Linked DNA regions of Mus musculus: region 2 is linked to region 1. A link is a loop called in an ENCODE intact Hi-C map of the cell type or tissue named here. Cell type or tissue: left cerebral cortex. All regions are shown on one strand. Links, peaks and the distances in the headings refer to the core of each region. The heading gives the core; the rest is flanking DNA. Region 1 has its middle 17 kb from the start of Zfp626. Region 2 has its middle 30 kb from the start of Eid2.

What was found. A loop is a pair of places that touch in the nucleus more often than their neighbours do. Peaks named below come from ENCODE experiments on the same cell type or tissue, not always from the same donor. Only the 100,000 strongest peaks of a DNase experiment are listed, where the experiment ranks them.
Region 2: it touches region 1 in a loop (6-fold over the local background); 2 of 42 quality-filtered maps call a loop at or near these places.

What each region holds. Positions count from the first base shown.
Region 1 is chr7:27,784,934-27,795,107 of GRCm38, forward strand. It overlaps the pseudogene Gm29810. Among named protein-coding and RNA genes, the nearest start is that of Zfp626, 17 kb to the right of the region's middle. In left cerebral cortex, for the core only: no CTCF peak of the experiment used is centred there; DNase peaks (open chromatin) are centred at 4,530 and 8,833.
Region 2 is chr7:28,232,518-28,242,691 of GRCm38, forward strand. It overlaps the pseudogene Gm18672. Among named protein-coding and RNA genes, the nearest start is that of Eid2, 30 kb to the right of the region's middle. In left cerebral cortex, for the core only: no CTCF peak of the experiment used is centred there; no DNase peak of the experiment used is centred there.

The DNA.
Region 1 (10,174 bases), core at 1,487-9,486:
CATGAGTACAGATTCCAGAAGATGGTGTTCTATCTCCTGGAGTTGAAGTTACAGGCAGTTGTGAGTCATTCAGTTCGGTGCTAGGAACCATACTTTGTTTGTTTGTTTGTTTGTTTCTCTCTAGACAGGTTTTACCTTGTAGTTCAGGCTGGCCTTGAACTCCTGGTCCTCCTGCCTCAATATTTCCAGATCTGGGATGCTGAGATTGCAGGGCCTTCCAGACTCACTAACTGTGCTTCTATCATCATGCATAGTATGTACATATAGAGAGTATAACTTTATGTGTGAATTCTCATGTATCCTGTTCACTTTTAATAGGTTTCCATGTGTTTTCTTATATTTTTATAATTAGTATTACTATTGTTTCACTATTATTTGAAGTTTTTAGAGACAGAGTTTATTTAGCCCAGGCTGGCTTCAAACTCCTGATTCTCTTGCCTTGTTCCTGAGTGATGAGATTGTTAAGTGAGTATGCATCACCATGTCTGGCCCATCTCCTTTTAAAAGCAGGTATCCATCTCTGTGTCTCTGTCTCTGTGTCTCTGTGTCTCTCTGTGTCTCTCTCTCTCTCTGTGTGTGTGTATATCTGTGTGTGTGTGTGTGTGTTGTGTTTCTGTGTGCCTCATCCCATGTGTGTAGATCAGAGGACAACTTCCTGAGTTGTCCTTTCTCCTCCTCCATGTGGTGCCAGGGATGGAACTTGAGCTGTCGGGCTTGGCTGCAAGCACCTTTATCTGCTGAGCCATCTCACTCCCTTGTTTATATTGCTGTAATATGTAGCAGAACTATCTTGCTTGTTGCCACGGGCTGGACTCAGTTGGTCCCTCAACCTGGGGGAGAAATCAGGTGGGCAAGGAGTCAGCGAGTGACAAACAGACATGAACACAAGAGAGTGTTGGATCTGAATGTAATTTCTCAAAGTGAGCATCAGACTTATATTACAGAAGAAAACAAGGAGGAAGAAAACACATTAGCCAAGGTACATTTAAGTCATCGATGCATAATGGCACAAAACAGAGAAATGCATACATAAAAGTTAACAGGAACCAGGTAGTGTTTACAACTGAGATAAAAATCAGCCCTACCTAAGTTCAGCTTATTCTTAGAAGCCAGGGGCAAGAACTTTAAGCCCTAGCCATAGTTCCAATTCTAGTCTATTGTATAATCCACCTTCTCCCTAGGCCATTGTAAATTCTTGCATGTGGGAGTAACTCAGCTGTTATTCTAAGTACTCTAGTTCCTTCGTAAACCACAACTCACCTTCTTTCTTCTTTCTACTATTGCGTAATTTAGTCTGACATACATGATTGTAATGAGAATTCTTTTTTTTATGGTTTTAGAGCTTTATTGTAGAAAGGCAGAGAGAAAGAAAGAAGGTAGAAAGAGGGAGAGAGGCCAGCCATGGCCATATGGAGAGAGGGGAGAAGGGAGAGAGAGCTGTAATGAGAATTCTAGGTTTACTTTGTTGAACTTGCCCTGAGATTTCTAACTCTTATCCAGTAAACTGCTATGCCTGATTTCTTTCACTATCTCTCTATCAGCACTGGAGGCATTTCATCTAAATAGTAACATTCTTAAGAAATCCAAAGCCCAAAGTCGGCTCAACGATTGCCTAGGATATTGGGACACTGGTGGAGGCCAGGAAGCAATGTTCAATCTAACTTAGCTATTTGTTAAATCATTCCTTTGAGGTACTTATAATAAAACAATACTGAAAGAAAGCATGCTAAAACCTTCACCGATTATTGCAAGGACAAATCTGGACCACATCTATGTTATGTGAAGCCAAAGACTCCAGGAGACCAGTTTTCCATGAAACTTTTTGTCTCAGGACTGTGGCCAAACTTTTGGACTTGTCACAGAGACTCCACTGGAGTGGGTGTGGCAGCTTGTTGCTTTCTAAGTTGTTTCATTTCCCCCATGATTTGCTTGTTGAACTTAAAAAGGAACTTCCTAGAGAAGTTGTCTAGTTCTAGGAAAAACAAAAATCACCAAAACCGTGATCATTCCCTAAGTCCCCTTTCTCCATTGCTGGGGTAAGGGCCACTTGATCATCTCCTCCTCTCCTTCCTCCTCCAGCTGACTTCCACCTTGTTCCTTCTTCTGTTCCACTCCTCCATTCTTTCTCCTTGCTGACATTGGTACAGGGATGGAGATGGAGAACTGAGGGAGCAATGAATCCCTTTCTATAACCAGCTTCAGCCTCTGCAGACAAATTGAGCAGGCACATGAGTTTCTCTGTACTGTATGAAACAGAATTGTCACTGTCTTTTTAAAATACATTTCTTAAAAAAATAGGGTTTTTTTTTTTTTTTGGTGTGTAATTGTTTTGCCTGTTTGTATATCTGTGTGCCACCAGCATACTTTGTGACTACAGAGATTAGAAGTGGTGTTGGATCTCTTGGGACTGAAATTAAAGTTGGTTGTGTGCTGTCACATGGGTGTTGGGAATTGAATCTGGGTCCTTTGGAAGAACAGCCAGTGCTCTTAACTGTTAATGCACCTCTCTAGCTTCCTAAGTATCTAAGTATCTTCAGATTTTTCCTTTCCTTTCCTTTCCTTTCCTTTCCTTTCCTTTCCTTTCCTTTCCTTTCCTTTCCTTTCCTTTCCTTTCCTTTCCTTTCCTTTCTTTCTTTCTTTCTTTCTTTCTTTCTTTCTTTCTTTCTTTCTTTCTTTCTTTCCTTCTTTCTTTCTCTTTCTTTCTTTCTTTCTTTCTTTCTTTCTTTCTTTCTTTCTTTCTTTCTTTCTTTCTTTCTTTCTTTCCTTTTTTGGTCAGCTGTTCCTCTATGTAAGTCCATACCATATGAGTGTGTGCAGGTAGAGCCTAGAAGGGGTCAGTCAGGGTTGGTGAGATGGCTCATTGGGTAAGAGCACTGACTACTCTTCTGAAGGTCCTGATTTCAAATCTCAGCAGCTACATGGTGGCTCACAACCACCCATAATGAGATCTGATGCCCTCTTCTGGTGTGTCTGAAGACAGCTATAGTGTGCTTATGTATAATAATAAATAAATCTTTGGGCTGGAGTAAGCGGAGCCAACCGGAGCGGGCAGAGGTCCTAAAAAAATCAATTCCCAACAACCACATGAAGGCTCACAACCATCTGTACAGCTACAGTGTGCTCATATACATAAATACATATATCTTAAAAAAAAAAGAAGGAGTCAGTCAGATCCCTTGGAGTTGCAGTTAAGACAGTTGAGAGACACCTGATGTTGGTACTGAGAATTGAATGCAGATCTACTGGAAAAACAGTAAATGCACATAACACTTGAGACATTTGTCCAGTGTCTGAGACTCAATTTTATTTTGCACTTGGAGAGATTTCTCAGTGGTTAGAGCACCTAGCACCCACATCCTGTAGCTCACAACATATACCAACTCAGCTACATGGGATTAGATGCCTATTTTTTACCCCTAAAACACACATGAGATATTAACTCACAGAATCACAAAACACAAAAAATGCATGTGCACATGAGCACACACAGTCAGACTGGGCATAACAACCAACAGCAGCATGATCACATACCCAGGAGTAGTTGGTCAATACAAAATGACTCAGTAGTATTTTTGTGAACTTTAATTTTCATTTGCTTCGCCATTTTTTTTTTGTCTTATTGGTCTTTTGCTAGTGCATGAGTCAAGCTCGCCAGTCTCCTACACACATGCAACATGCACACTACACACAAAAAAAAAAAGGAAGGAAGGAAGGAAGACAGACAGACAGACAGACAGACAGAAAGAAAAAAAGAAAGAAAGAAAGAAAGACAAGAAAGACAAGAAAGACAAGAAAGACAAGAAAGGAATGGAATGAACAACGTTCCCTCAGTTAATATTGTAGTTACAGGCCATCCATGACTTCGTGGGATTTAGAGAGAGTTAAGCATTGATGGGGAGGAAAGGCAGCAACCCAGGCTCACTAATTATAGTAGGCATGCTTCATATTCAGTAGATTCAGGTCTGACATTATTTAAAACAAACAACCCAGCCGGGTAGTGGTGGTACACACCTTTAATCCCAGCACTTGGGAGGCAGATGTAGCAGATCTCTGAATTCTAGGCTATCCTGGCGTACAGAGAAAGTTCCAGGACAGCCAGGATATACAGAGAAACCCAATCTTGAAAGAAACAAAACACAAACCAACCAACCAACCAACTAGAAAACACACACACATAAAATCCACACAGGATGGAAATCTGTCTCTACTGTGGAGAGGCATGGCTCACTCACATGAAATAGAATTAGAAGAGGTGAGTGTAAAGTCAGAAAGGTAGAAGGGAAAGGAGGAATTCTCAACACATGGCTACAAACTCCTTTCTCAACCTTGAGGTTCCATCTAGCCAGAGTCTGATATAAATGACTTCATTTTGGTCTGACAATGTTCACACCTGCAATTTTTATCACTTGGCGCATAGCAGAAAATTATATTTTGTAAAGGAATGACTCAAACATTATATGATTTCAGTTATTTTAGTGCTCATACATGTTCAAGTTTCCAGTATCTTAGGAAATGTGTTTGTGATATTGTCAGCTTGGCAGGATCTGGAATCCCCTGGGAGAGGAGCCTCAAACCATGACTACGAGGATCTCTTAGATGAGTCAGCCTCTGGATGTGTCAGTAAGGGATGATCTATGTGAGGTTAAGTGAGGTGAGAAGACACATCTTGAAATCGGTATCCTAGACTACATAAAAGGAGAAAGCTGGCTGAAAATGAGCATGTCACTCTCCCCTTGCTACTACCGTGTGACCATCAGCCCCAAACTCCTCCGACCATGACCTCTTCTTACAGTGAAGGACTGAACACTAGAATCAAGAGCAACAATAAACCTTCCCTTCCTTCTGTTGCTTTCTCAGCTATTTGTCCTAGGAACAGGGAAATTAATATATTGCCATACAGTTATCTGTCCTTGATTTTAAATTTAATTCTGATTTTCAAACTTCATGTGCATAATTTAGATTAATTTACATGTATTGAAGCTTGTTTTAGTATCTTCTGTAGGGCTGGATTTGTGGATAGATATTGTTTAAATCTGGTTTGTCATGGACTATCTTGTTTTTTCCCTCTATGGTGACTGAAAGTTTTGCTGGGTATAGAAGTCTGGGCTGGCAACTGTGGTCTCTTAGAGAGTGCAAGACATCTGTCCAGGCCCTTCATTCTTTTATAGGCTCTGTTAAAAAGTGGGTTGTAATTCTGATAGGTCTGCCTTCAAATGACACTTTGCCTTTTCCCCTTGCAGCTTTTAATATTCTTTCTTTGTTCTGTACATTTAGTGTTTTGATTATTATGTGTGTGTGGGGGGGAGGGACAGGGATTTTCTTTTCTGGTGGAATCTATTTGGTGTTCTGTAAGCTTCTTCTATGTTTATAGGTATCTCTTTAGGTCAGAGAAATTTTCTTCTATGTTTTTAAAAAATATCTATTTATTTATTTATTTATTTATTTTATGTATATGAGTACACCATTGCTCTCTTCAGACACAACAGAAGAGGGTATCAGATCTCATTACAGATGGTTGTGAGCCACCATGTGGTTGCTGGGAATTGAAGAACAGTCGGTGCTCTTAATTGCTGAGCCATCTCTTCAGCCCAGTTTTCTCTTCCTTCCTTCCTTCCTTCCTTCCTTCCTTCCTTCCTTCCTTCCTTCCTTCCTCCCTCCCTCCCTCCCTCCCTCCCTCTGTCTCTCTGTCTCTGTCTCTGTCTCTCTCTGTGTTTCTGTCTCTGTCTCTGTCTCTCTCTCTCTCAGACAGTTTTCTGTACCTGGCTATGCTGGAACTCAGTTTGTAGACCAGGCTGGTCTCAATCTCAGAGATCTACCTGCTTCTGCCTCTCAAGTGCTGGACATAAAGGCATGCATCACCATGCTCTCTCAGTTTGCATCTTTTTAATTGGAGAATTGAGACCATTGATGTTGATATACATGAATGAGAAGTGTTTGTTGATTCCTGTTTTGTTCTTTGTTGTTTTTTTTTAAATGGTGGTGGTGGTGGGTGTGTCTAGGTGTGTCTCTTTTGATTTGGTGGTCTGCGACTATTTATTCCTTGTATTTTCTTGAGTATGGCTAATCTCTCTAGTTGGAATTGTTCTTCCACTGCCTATTTAAAGACTGGATTTGTAGATAGCTATTGCTTAAGTTTGGTTTTGTGATGGGCTGTCTTATTTTCTCCATCTGTGGCAATAGAAGGCTTTGCTGGCAGTAATAGTTTCGGCTGGCATCTGTGGTCCCTCAGAGTCTGTAAAGTATGTGTTCTTTCTCTTCTGAATTTTCAATCCTCCATTGAGAAGCCAAGTATAATTCTAATGAGTATACCTTTATTCTTGGTCTGTGTCTTTTGTGGCTTTTCATATTCTTTGTTTGTCCCGTATGTTTAGTGTTTGGATTATTATGTGCTGAGGGGACCTTGTTGTGTGGTTTAGTCTATTTGGTGTTCTGCTGGTCCTTGTACCATAATAGGCATCTTATTCTTTAGACTACAGGAATTTTCTTCTATGATTTTGTTGAAAAGTATTTCCTGTGTCTTTGACCTGGGTTTCTTCTCCTTCGTCTAGTCTTATTCATAGCTTTGGTCTTTCCATTGTGTACCAGATTTCCTGGATGATTTGTACAGGAACTTTTTGAGAGTTATCATTTTCTTTGAGCATGATATTCATGTGTTTTATTGTGTCTACAGTACCGGGGATTCTCTTTTGCATCTCTTATATTCTGTGGGTGAGGCTTGCCTCTGAGGTTCCTGCTTGAGTTTCTAAGGTTTTCATTTCCAGATGTATTTGAGTTTTGGCTTTCTTTATTGATTCTAACTCTGCTTTAAGGTCTTGAACTGTTTCATTCTCTTCCTTCCATTGTTTGTATTTTCATTAGGGGATTTCTTCCTTTTTAATGACTTCATTCACGTTTATAAAAATCTATTTTAATGTTTTTCCTGTGCTTCTGCTATGTTACAATACCCAGGGCCTGCTGTAGGGTTGCACACATACTGTCCTAACTTTTATTGTGTGTTTTCACTGAAATTTCAGCATCTGCCTTTGGAAACATTATATCTAAGTGTCTGGTCATATCTTTGTAGGTGGGTCTTTTGTTCCTTGGTTTTTTGTTGTCCTCTCTGGTTCTTAGGAGAGTGTGGTAGCCATGTGTTACTTGGGAGAAAATTCTTGTGGAATCCTGAATGATGTGGACACTGGGAGTCACAGGTAAAATGTATTTCTTGGTATTGGCAGCTGACACTTAGAAATAGGGATGCACTAGGAGAGGGATGTTGAGGGGTCCAAAGGAAGGAAGAAAGCATGTCTTCTACTAGTAATCTGCTTAGTCCCTTGGAAACAGGGGCAGGGTGAGGAGAAGCGACATTAGATGGTCTGATACAGAGCTGGGGATGAGCCTGGAGATTGACTTGGAAGAGCTGAAAGAGAGGTGAAGATCTGCAGTAGGCCCGCCTACCTGTTTCATAGTTGGGGGCTGGGCTAAAGCAGTGAATACAGAAAGGGATGGTTGGAGGTGTAGATCAATGTGATGGGCTGGAGATGGGGCAGGAAAGAAGGAGAGGCCAAGCAGGTGATCTGCTACAGAGCTGGGATGAGACTGGGGAATTGTATCTTCCTTTTAACTTGTTTTTGTGTTTTCTCACACTGAGTCTTCTTATATAATCCAAGATGATCTGGAATTCATGATGCTTCCACCACTGGCTTCTTTTTGATGGAATTACAGTTGTGTACCACCACTACCACCACCACCATGACAGTTTTTTTACCTCCTTTTTAATTTTTTTATTTTTAAAGAATTCCAAGTCCAGGCCAGTTTTTGTATAACATGACAGATATGTATTTTTGTGGTATAGGTCTTTTTTTTTTTCTCTCATGATCTGGTTCAAAAACCTTTACACAAGGGTTTGTATTAGGATAAAATGGCAAGGTTTGAGTACATTTGACAGGCCTGTGCCAAGGTGTGTCACTAAAAAAATGACACCACACAATTGATCAAGAGGTTCATTGGAGGATTGGGGAGAGTGAAAGGCTGTCTCAGACTGGGGACATGGATTCAGATAGAGAGGGAGAAAGCAGGAGAGAGAATATGAACAAGACAATGATTGAGAAAGAGAGAGAATGGGGGCAGGGAGGGAGAGACAGAGAGAAAGAAAGAGCTCTGCATTGGTTGTTGGTTGTACCTTTTATGCGCTGCACCTGACATACTCTGAGGACCAGGTGGCTCTGCGTGATGCCAGAAGCTGCTGCAGCTGGGTCCCTGTTGGCAGGCTGGTGCACATGTCTGATTGCTAACAGTTTGTATTTCAAATAGTATGAAAATAAGCATGTACAATTATTTTAAAACAGTTAGTTATAATCTTGTTAAACAGACATATTGTCCCATTTCCAACCTGTTCTACTGTAAAGAGTACCTTCTTACATAAACTTTCCTTACTGCTGCTCTCCGTGCTCCCATACAGCTTCTCAGAAAATACTTTAGAGTCTGGCTGTTCATTTAATGGACGTTATATTACAGGAAAATATGTGTTTGTATGTTACAGGAAAATGAAGTATTCTTGCTTTGTCCTTTTCTTTCAGATTTGGAGGCAGGTTATGATGCTGAAAATTTATTTCTGGAAAATCATAGTTATAATAGAAATTCACCCAAACAGAACATAAGACAATCAAGTAAAACTTTTGACTTTAGGGGCTCCAGGTTTAGTGATGGCCCTAAATGTAGTACATTCCAAGGACTGCAGGGCTGTCAGGAAGGAGATGCTGGCCAGCAGATTACTAAGAAGGAAGGAGTGCCTCCTTACACCTGCCAGACTCTTGCTCACAGCGTACAAAAACCATATGAATGTAAACAGTGTGGGAAGTGCTTCGATTGTAGTTCAACTCTTACTCAGCATCAGAGTGTTCATGCTGGAGAGAAGCCCTATGAATGTAAGGAGTGTGGGAAGGCCTTCAGACTCCCCCAACAGCTCACAAGGCATCAGAAGTCTCACAGTGGTGAGAAACCTTTCGAGTGTAATGAATGTGGAAAGGCTTTTCATCTTCCTGACCTGCTCAAGTACCATAAAACCATTCATACAGGTGAAAAACCATTTGAATGCAGGGAATGTGGGAAGTCCTTCAACCGAGTCTCCACCCTTGTTACACGTAGGATTATTCATGCTGATGTGAAGCCATATGAGAGTAGTTAAGTGTGGGAAAGCCTTTAAATGTTGTTCATACCTTATGCAACATCAGAAAATTCATTCTGATAAGAGACCCTTTCAGTGTAAGGAGTGTGGGAAGGCCTTCAGACTCCCCTAACAGCTACAGGACTTCAGAAATCTCATGGTGAAAAACATTTCAAATGTAATGAATGTGGAAAGAAATTTTGTACTGGCCCATACCTTGTTCAGAACCTGCGTATTCATACTGGTAAGAAACCCTTTAATACAGTAGGAAGGCTTTCAGGCTTCAGGCGTGTCTGAGCATCAGAAAACTCACACTGAAGAGAAATCTTCCAAGTGTAAGGTGTGTGGGTCAGTCTTCAGACATAAGTACCAGCTTAGCGAACATCGGCTTACTCATATTGATGTGAGACCCTAGGAGTGAAAGGAAAGTGGGGTTTTATTGCAATGAAGGTCAAATTTTACTGAACATCAGAGTCCTCACACTGGAAAGAAACCCTGTGAAAGAATGTGGGAAGTTCTTTAGACTTAACACACTTCTCATTCATCATCAGAAGTCTCACAGTGGTGAGAGACCTTTTGAGTGTAAAGAATGTGGAAAGGCTTTTTATTTTCCCAGCCAGCTTAAGAACAATAAAATCATTCATAGAAGCAGAATACCCCTTGAATGTAAGGTATGTGGGAAGTCCTTCCAGTGTGATTCCAGCCTTGTTCAACATAGGACTTTTCATGCTAGTGTGAGACCATAGGAATGTAATGAGTGTGAGAAAGCTTTTACTCATTGTTCAAACCTTTGACAGCATTGCAAAATTCATTCTGGTGAGAGATCCTTTCAGTGTAAGGAGTGTGGGAAGGACTTTGTTCATGGAAGAGCCCTGAGAATTCATCAGAGAATCCACATTTGTGAGAAGCCCTTTCGATGTAAGGAATACAGAGAAGCTTTTCAATATCATTACCTATTTCTTGTACATCTTAGAATTCATACTGAAGAGCCTAGAGCATTGCTCTGCTGCCCCCATATACTACAAGCTCTAC
Region 2 (10,174 bases), core at 1,299-9,298, 450 kb after region 1:
GTAGACTAGGTTCTACAGGTTCTAGGTTCACTTTCTTATCAATGGAATTAGGAGATCGCCCCATGTTAACTTTGGAGGTTGAAGGACGATCCTTTCTGGGGTTGTTAGACACAGGTGCAGCAGATCGCAGTATTATCTCCACTCATGATTGGCCATCAAAGTGGCCCTCACAAACATCATCTCAAAGCTTCCGTGGTCTAGGTTATGAGACTGCTCCCCTTATAAGTGCTAAGGAATTGACTTGGAAAAATGAGGATGGTAAGTCAGGGAAATGTTTTCCTTATATTGTGGATATTCCTGTGACCCTATGGGGTAGGGATGTCTTAACCAAAATGTATCTTAGACTAACTAATGAGTATTCCCCACAAGCCCGAGAAATTATGTCTAGTATGGGCTACACTCCAGGAAAAGGGTTAGGAAAGTCATTACAAGGCATGACTATGCCAGTCCCTGCAAAGTTCAAACAAGATAAAAAGGGATTGGGTTTTTCCTAGGGGCCGTTGAGGGTGGTATACCCATTACTTGGAAAACAGAGGAGCCTGTATGGGTTCCTCAATGGCCTCTTTCCTCTGAAAAATTAGTAGCTGCCAGAGAATTAGTAGAGGAACAATTGAAATTAGGACATATTAAACCTTCCCAGTCACCTTGGAATACACCCATATTTGTGATTAAGAAAAAATCAGGCAAATGGAGGCTCCTGCATGATCTTCGTGCCATTAATAATCAAATGCAGATTATGGGCCCCATACAGAGGGGTCTGCCCCTACTTTCTAGTTTGCCCAAAGAGTGGCCTATTATAATCATTGATATTAAGGATTGTTTTTTCTCTATTCCCCTTGCATTGTGTGATAGCGAGCGCTTTGCCTTTACTCTTCCTTCTGTAAATAATGAAGAGCCTGATAAACAGTATCAGTGGATAGTTTTACCTCAAGGGATGACCAACAGTCCTACTATGTGTCAACTTTTTGTAGGAGAAGCCCTACAACCTGTCCATAATGCATTCCCAAAATTAAGGATAGTACATTATATAGATGATGTCCTTCTTGCCTCAAAGAATAAAGAAAGTTCAGATGAAGCCTATATTAAGCTAGTAAAAGAATTAGAAATGAAACAATTATTTATAGCTCCTGATAAAGTTCAAATGGGAAATTTAGGAGAGTTCTTGGGTGCTCGAATTACTCCACATTTTATTACACCTCAAAAGATAGAATTACGTAAAGATCATTTGAAAACATTGAATGATTTCCAGAAGTTGTTGAGAGATATAAATTGAATTCGTCCATATATGAGGCTATCAAATTTTGAATTAATCCCTCTTTTTGATATATTGAAGGGCGATCCACAGCTTTCGTCACCTCGTGCTCTCACCCCTGAGGCCCGAGTAGCATTAGAAAAGGTAGAAAGGTGTTTAGAAAAGGCCAAGCTGTATAGATGGAAAGAAGGAGAGGACATCCTCCTATGCGTTTTGAAGACATTCCGTCAACCAACAGGAGTGTTGTGGCAGTCAGGTCCTCTATTGTGGACTTATCCTCATGTGTCTCCCAATAAAACCCTTGAATATTATCCCATTGCTGTAGCTCAATTAGCGATTTTGGGCATTAAATCATGTATTAAACATTTTGGAGCACCCCCTCAGAAAATCATTACACCTTATAATGCTAATCAAATACAGATCCTAAGTTCTTTGATAGATGATTGGGCCCTATTGTGCTGTAATTTTGATGGGGAATTAGATAATCATTATCCCAAAGATCCTTTGCTACAATTTTTTAGTGAACATCCAGTGATTTTCCCCAAAGTCACAGCATCTAAACCCATATTGGGTGCATTGGATATTTATACAGATGGTTCTAAAACAGGTGTTGGTGCCTATGTAGTTAATTCTCAAAAACCCGTTCTTTTTCAATACAATCCTGGCACCCCACAACTTACTGAATGTAAAATTGTGTTGGAAGTATTCAAAGCTTTTAAGGAATCTTTTAATCTAGTCTCTGATTCAGCTTATGTAGTAAATGCAGTGCGTGCATTAGAAATTGCAGAACCCATTAGACCCACCAGCCCTGTGTGCACCATCTTATTAGAGTTACAAAAATTGACTTGGAAAAGAACACATAAATTCTTTATTCAACATATTCAAGCTCACTCTACCTTGCCAGGCCCTATGGCTGAAAGAAATGCCTTAGTGGACACTAGCACTTGCATGGAATTTATTTTTCACGCCACCCCACTGGAGCTTGCAAAAGATTTTCATCGATTGTATCATGTTCCTGCTGCCACACTTCAGCAGAAATTTGATATCTCTCAAGCCTCAGCACGAGATGTGGTGTTACAATGCCCACAGTGTGTACAATTTCACCACCCTCCTCATGTTGGTATTAACCCTCGTGGATTGCTTCCTTTAAAACCGTGGCAAATGGATGTTACTCATGTCTCAGCATTTGGAAGATTAAAATATTTTCATGTTTCAATTGACACCTGTTCAGATGTCATTTTTGCCTCCCCCATGTCCGGTGAGAAATCCCGCAATGTGGTTGGCCATTGCCTAGAAGCCTGTGCAGCTTGGGGAAGGCCAGATAGTTTAAAAACAGACAATGGCCCCACATATACATCAAAATCATTCCAAACCTTTTGCAAAATAATGCAGGTTAGTCACTCTACTGGCCTTCTCTACAATCCACGGGGCCAAGGCATTGTGGAAAGAGCACATCGAACCTTAAAATAACTCTTATAAAAACAAAAAGGGGGAATCGCTGATGGCCGGCCACAATTATCTTTAGCCCTCTTTACTTTAAATTTTTAAATTTTTTAAATTTTTAAATTCTGGATGAACATGGTCGTTCGGCTGCAGATAGGCATGCCATGACCTCACCTATCCTTAAACAGGATGTCAAATAGAAAGATGTCCTAACTGGAAAATGATATGGCCCAGATCCTGTTATTTTGAGATCCAGGGGAGCTGTTTGTGTTTTTCCACAGGGTCAAGAACACCCGATTTGGGTACCAGAGAGGCTGACGCAAAAATTGCTCCCCCCAACAGAGATATAGATTGTAATAGTTCCAGAAGGACATGTTTTTTAGCAGAGTATTGGCAGGGTATACTGTGTGGTTGTGAAACTTCCCACCTTCCTGCCTATAGTAGATTTTGAAATGTTTGCCACCTATGCCCATTCGTGCTACTCACTGCGTGGTCCAATTTGAACCTCTTTTCTTCAAATCTTTGCTTCTGTTTGAGAATGAGTTCATTCACCAAGAAATTAGGATAGAGATGGTCAATATTGTCCACAACATAATTACACTTGGGACATCTATTATTGTCCTCCAAACTCTGATGAATACACTTGTAGCAAAAGCTGAGGCCACATTTTGTCATGTATGCCTCCTCAGTCATATCAAAGCAGATGGGACTCTCTCTTATTTAATAGACTTAGTTCAAGAACAGGTTGAAGAATTGTATAAAGTTGTACAAGCTAATTTCTCTCAGTCTCTTGAACAGATTCACCTCTTATCTGAGTAGGAAATTGGTCGGCTAAAGCAGAGCAGTTGTCCAGAAAGCTGCTCCTCCAGATTGCCAAACTCAACAGCACTCGACTGGACCCTGTCACCTTGGGGGACTTCACCTCCTGGATCACCAATGCCTTCTCATTTTTTAAGGAATGGGCGGGAATGTTGGCCTGGGGGGCAGTAGTCCTCCTGGGTTGTGTCTTTTGTATCTGACTATTGTGTCGATTCAACCGAGAGCACTCTCAGTATAAGGCAGTGGTGTACCAAGCATTGATGGCAATTAAAGATGGCACATCTCCCAATGTTTGGCTGGCCTCTTTAAAAAATTAAGAGTTCACCCTAGGTCATCTGGCAGTTGTAGTCACACAGATCCACGGTATCCAGTAACAGGCAACTTTCCTTATGCACAGACATGGGGCCTGGAGGCGATAGGGTAACCCTAGGACAGGTAAGGCTGTGACATGAAAGGATCGACCTAAGACAGGAGCCGTGGCTGATGGACAGACTTGCCCAGACCTAGTCCAGCATCATATTATTAAACAAAAAAGGGGGAGATGTAGGCAGCCGGCGCCTAAAAGATGGTGCCGGTCTCCGGTACACCATCGCTGTAAACAACACCTCTGCGCAGGCGCTAGCCCGAATCTGGCGCCAACCCCTCCTGAGCAGGTGCATGCAAATTAAAGTGCCAGCAGACTGACCAATCCTAGGAGGACACATAGCCCTCCCCAGTGCTGGGGTGTATATAAGCAGTCCTCCCTGGGTTCCCGGGGTTCCCATAGCATCGAGGCGTTCCTGCAATAAAGCTGTTGAGAAGAATCCGATCGTGTGAGGGGTGAGCGCAACATACACTGAAAGATTCAAACTCTTAGCTTTTTGTATTGAAGGAGAGTCCATAAGAAATTTTCTACATGAGGTAAAGCTATTTAAGCCACACCTAGAGGCAAAATTTTCCAGTGGTTACAAGCTCACTAGAAGCAAACCCATTACAATTTATCCAGATGCAAAAGAAAAAACAAACTTTTCAATCTATAACTTTAGATAAAGTAGGCAAGTCAAATCGCAATGTCCTAATAAATTCTACAGCCTGATTGACCTTTCATAAATCTTGAATTAAAACTTTATTAGAACAGCATCTGGCTAGATCTGTAACAATGTTCTTTTAGCTAACAGGAATTTTCCCTGAAGGCAGGGAGGGGAGAGGTTCTCAGAACTTCCCTAGTCACAGTTTGTGAAACAAAGGAGATTTTGTGCCAACTTCCCTGAGGTTGCTCTGAACTTGCATTAACTCAAACATAAGAAAAAATTTCTAACCCAAGCATTTTGGCCCTCCTGTAATAAGGACAGATTTTGGGGAACAATTTGACTATCTGTCTATGCTTCTAATTTTTGGACAGTCTTTCTTAAGATTACTTATAGTTAACCTTCTTTATAACCTTGGTGCTGAGAAAAATTTGCCTGTACTGCAGTTTCTTGCCAGGCAGCAATTATAGCCAAAATCTACTGTCTAAGGGTCTAATTCAAAAAACAAACATATCTAGATAACTCTGTCTAGTTTTGTAGCACTCTCATAAGCAGATTACTCATAATAATCTTAACTAACAATATATGGGTGAGTATAAAATCTTAAATTTGCGATCAAACTGCCAGCTGCAGTTAATGGAACACTGGCAACTTTTAACCATAATTTTTAAGTTTCTTACACAACGTTAGAATAATATCTACAGCCTTGGGAAAGCAATACCCAATTTCAAAGCAATATATCACTTTAGAACCAATATTAGGAACTTTACTGTCATGTTATGTAATTTGGCTGCCAATTTATACCTATGAAAGTATGACAGTGTGAATTTTAATGCTCCATTAAAGAGACATTGTTTTAAATCTTATCTTTAATCTTATCTTTCTACTTTCTAGGATAAGAATCACATTAGATATTATCTCAACTAGAAGTATCCCTAAGAGGCCTAGTTTTTTGGCCTGAGTTGCCAATTTAATGCTAACCTTCTGTTATCAATGTTACAATTATTTAATCCTAATCAATAACTTATGAGCTGATACTCTTGTGAAGACACGCAGAGCACATTACCAGTAAAAATCCAAATGAAGTGGCTACACTTAGACCAATCAGAGAATTTTATTTTTTCTAGCTATAATTATAAAATAAAAAGCACCTTGTATACAGCTAAACACAATAATCACAAGCACAGAGATTTTTGTAGGAAAAACATCCATCAGTTCCTAGCAGGGGCTTCTCCAGCCACACTAGACTTCTAACTACAGGTGCAGGGCTCCAAAGGCCAATTAATACTGTTTATTTTTTCTTTTTCTCTTTCACCAAATTATCCCCAAATAGTCCAGAGTACTGCTTTTCTTAAGCCTGTTCTCTCATGTGTAACTATCTCTAGTCAGGGTATAAGGCACCTATGAGAATTACCTTCACTTCTCTAGATTTTCACATAGCTCTAAACACATACACAAAAATACACAAAACAGAGACCAACCGATCCAGACACACTCGAACCTTTCTCGTCCTCCACAAGCAGGCAAAAGAATTAGGCGATTTTGGAAGGGTAAGCTTCCACTTCAGAACTTTGTCTCTCTGACCAACGGATCTCGGGAGACTACCAGGGGTCCCTGGCTCTCCCCACTTCCCAGGGTGTCCCCCAGGGTGGCAGCAGTCTTCCTAGCACATCTGCTGACCATAGTTCTCCGGTCCTTACGGTCCGAAAGGACAGCTGCAAATACCAAGTGCACATTTCAGAAAACCCCATTGCCTATATAAATACCAGAGAAACCAAACTCAGGTGGATCCAAACTCAGACTGCACCATGCTTCAGAAACAAGGGACGAAACACAGACAACAAACCAACACAACGTTAATTCTTTCCTATCTGTGGAGCTCCATCCCAGCAGTGTTTCTTCCAGCGTCTTCTACCATTCCCAGGCCCCGCGTTGGTATGCCAAATTGTTGGGGCTGGCCTGTGGCTCTCATGTCCAGGTTCCAGCCTGGGAGGCAACCGGAGCTGAAAGAGAAGGGGGAACCTAGGCGGGTCAAGAAATAATGGAAACCAAGACAAGCTAGTCTGTTCAAGGCTCAAAGGTTCAATGAGGATCGTGCTTATAAAGAAGAGGGGGAGGCCCATCCCCCACCATGCCAAATTTCTTAATGTTGAGATGCTAAGTTGTCAGCACAGCCTTTTAGCAGAAAGTTGCCAAATTCACAGGTTGCAGAAAATCTTGGCGAACTGGTTAGGCCTCATGGCAGGTGGCAGACAGTGTCACATCAAAGGAAACTAGTTGAATCCAAGAGAGGTTACAATTGGGGCTGGATTACAGGATCAGAGGTTCAGTCCATTATCATCAAGATGGGAGCATGGCAGCACCCAGGCAGGCATGGTGCAGGCAGAGCAGAGAGTTCTACATCTTCATCTGAAGGCTGCTAGCAGAATCCTGATTTCCAGGCAGCTAGAAGGAGGGTCTCAAAGCCCATACCCACAGTGGCACACCTACTCCAACAAGGCCACACCTACTCCAACAGGGCTACACCTTCTAATAGTGCCACTCCCTGGGCTAAGCATATACACACCATCACAGGGAAAAAAAAACAGGTTCTCAGGAGATGGCTGTTCTTGCTTTAGTGGTGGGGGTTGTTGGTAATCTGTCTTCAAGACTCTTTGTTCCTCAAAGTCAAAGTGACTTCAGGCCTAGGATAATGACTGGAGACTTACAGGTTCCAGGATGATTGGAACAGGACATCAGAAAAGCTGACAGTGAGATGCCCCAGTCACGCTGTGTGCCTTTGGCCCTGAAGGAGGACAGGCTAGGTTAGGCATTCGCACATTTTACACGTACACTCTTCAACTATACAGTTCAACAGGAATATCTTCTGTCATCTCTGTGACCTTTAAGATGAAGCCATGTTTCCTGGAGAGCTTACTGTTAATCTTGTCTTCATACTGTGGGATGGGATGATCTAACCTATTTCCCATTCAAAGCAGTCGTTGCTCAGAGAGATGACCTCATACTATATCAGTCTGGCCTCCGGAACCCCACTTTCTGGCCAGCTAACTCCAGGATGTAGGTGAGTTTGCAGCACAATCTCGAAGCTTGGGTGAGAGAGTCATGCTATTCCTCCCATGGAGAAACTGGAATCCACCGGTTACAGCAACCGCTCAGCACTAGCTACTAGTGTTTCCTTATCCCTCTATAAACATCTCATCTTGCACACTGTAGGCACACTCCTCACATGGGTCTATCCCCTTTCAGATCCAGGAATCTTTGGATGTGATCCCTCAGGGAGAAGCTATAAATGCCAGGGCACTCCTTCCAGGAATAATGTATGGGTATTGGGCCATGGCTCAAGGGTAGAGTCCCCCAGTGAGGGGCTGGGGGTGTGTCTCAGGGTAGAGCCCCTGCCTAGAATCCCCCCAGGGAGGGGCTGGGGGGTGTATCTCCATATTAGTATACCCATGTCTAGCATGCTACAATCCCTCTGAACCTTAGCTTTAGCACAAGAAAAAGATAAATTGAAGGCAGCTGCCTTAGTTCTTGTTCTATTGCTGTGAAGAAACACCATAACCAAGACAACTGATAAAAGAAACCAATTATTTGGGGCTTGTTTATGGCAGAAAGCTGTAGCTGAGAGCATTACGTCCTGATTCGTAGGAAACAGGGTGGGGGTGGGACTGTGGGTGTAAGGGAAGAGGGGGGAGGTAGAGAGCCTGAGTCCCACCAGAGTTCCTGTGCTCTGGGCAGGCAGATGTGGGAGGACTCTGGTGGGCATCTGGATGTGTGAAGCCACTGACCCCACACGGTGGAGGGTAGACAAGGGGCAGCCTCCAGTAATAGGGGCCCTGGGGTGACACTCTTGGCCCTGGAGATATGAGAAGAGAGCAGAGATTAGGCAGGGCTCCTTAGGAGAAAGCCTATCCCATTGTGCAAGCACAGCAGGCCTTGATGAACAGAGTCAGTCTATGGTTTTAGAGCTTTATTGTAGAAAGGCAGGGGGATAGAGAGAAGGTAGAAAGAGAGAGAGACAGGCCATGGCCATATGGAGAGAGGGAGAAAGGGAAAAAGAGAAAGAGTTAGAGAGTAAAAAAGGTGAAGGCTTAGAGAAAGGAGAGGGCTTAGAGAGTGTATTAGTTAGGGTTCTCTAGAGTCACAGAACTTATGGATAGTCTCTATATAGTAAAGGTATTTATTGATTACTTACAGTCTGCAGTCCAATTCCCAACAACAGTTCAGTAGTAGCTGTGAATGGAAGTCCAAGGATCTAGCAGTTACTCAGTCTCACACAGCAAGCAGGCGAAGGAGCAAGAGCAAGACTCCCTTCTTCCAATGTCCTTATATTGTCTCCAGCAGAAGGTGTAGCCCAGATTAAAGGTGTGTTCCACCACACCTTTAATCCCAGATGACCTTGAGCTCAGAGATTTAATCTTCTGTAATCCATAGCCACTATACCTCAAGATCTCCATACCAAGATCCAGATCAGAAACTTCTATCTCCAAGCCTCCAGATTAGGGTCACTGGTGAGCCTTCCAATTCTGGATTGTAGTTCATTCCAAATATAGTCGACAACCAGGAATAGCCACTACAGAAAGCAAGGAGGAGCCAAACAGCCCCTCTTATAGTGGGCATGTTATCTTAACTGGAAGGAGTCTAGCCTGAAGGTCAGAAGCTTGGAACATCATTGTGTATGACTGCTAGCCACATGCTTCTCTTGTGGGGGTTGTGGGGGCTGTGGTAACTTCAACAGGAGCTAGGGGTCCAGGAGACATGAGGGAACGCCTTCCGTCCCATGTAGGTGAAAATGATCACCACTAGGATTCACTGGGATTCCACACCTCAGCTCGACTGGAGGCTGTCTGTGCATAGCCCATTGCCCCACAGAGGGTGAAAGACTCCAAGAGGAGCCTCTTGCTCAGGCCTCAGGACAATAGCGGACACCCAAGAACTCACGAGAGACCAAGCTTGATGTAAACCACATGAGGCTTTATTCGGGGAAAGCCAGAGCTCTGGGGATGACTCGTATCCCACGCAGGGGTAGAGGAGTCGACCTCGAGGGAAAAGGGGTCCCAGTTTTTATAGGCCCTCAGGGGAGAAAGGAGAAGGGGGTGGAGTAGGGGATTTCCAGATCTAAACAATGTCTATTCTCAAGAAATGGGTATGGGAGGGGTCCAAGGAAAGAGTCTGGTGCAGGTGTAGCAACTCAGGATTGGCCGGGCTGTGGTTGCTGGGGAGATTTTTTGAGTCTTTCTCAGCAACCAATATCACAAACACCTGGCAATGGGCTTCATCGGTGGGTACACACATGGGTCAAGGAAAGGTCAAAACATTGGCAGACACACAGGTTCAAGGAGTGGCCAGGGCATTGTGCACCTCTATGTTCCTAAACTAGTGAAGCTAGTTCTGCTAACAATGAAATCTATCTTGCCAATTTCAGGGCTTCTGTGACTTTTACATTCTATCAGGATCTTTCAAGGGGAGCCGGGCTGTCATGGGCTTTTGAAACCTCAAAACCAACCCTCAGTGACACCCCTCCTAATCCTTCTCAAACAGTTCTAGTAACTGGGGACCAAGCATTCAAACATATGAGCCTGTGGAGACCATTTTCATTTAAACCACCAGTGTGTCTAATCAACGTGCCTGTTTGAATGTGTGAGTTAATCAAGGA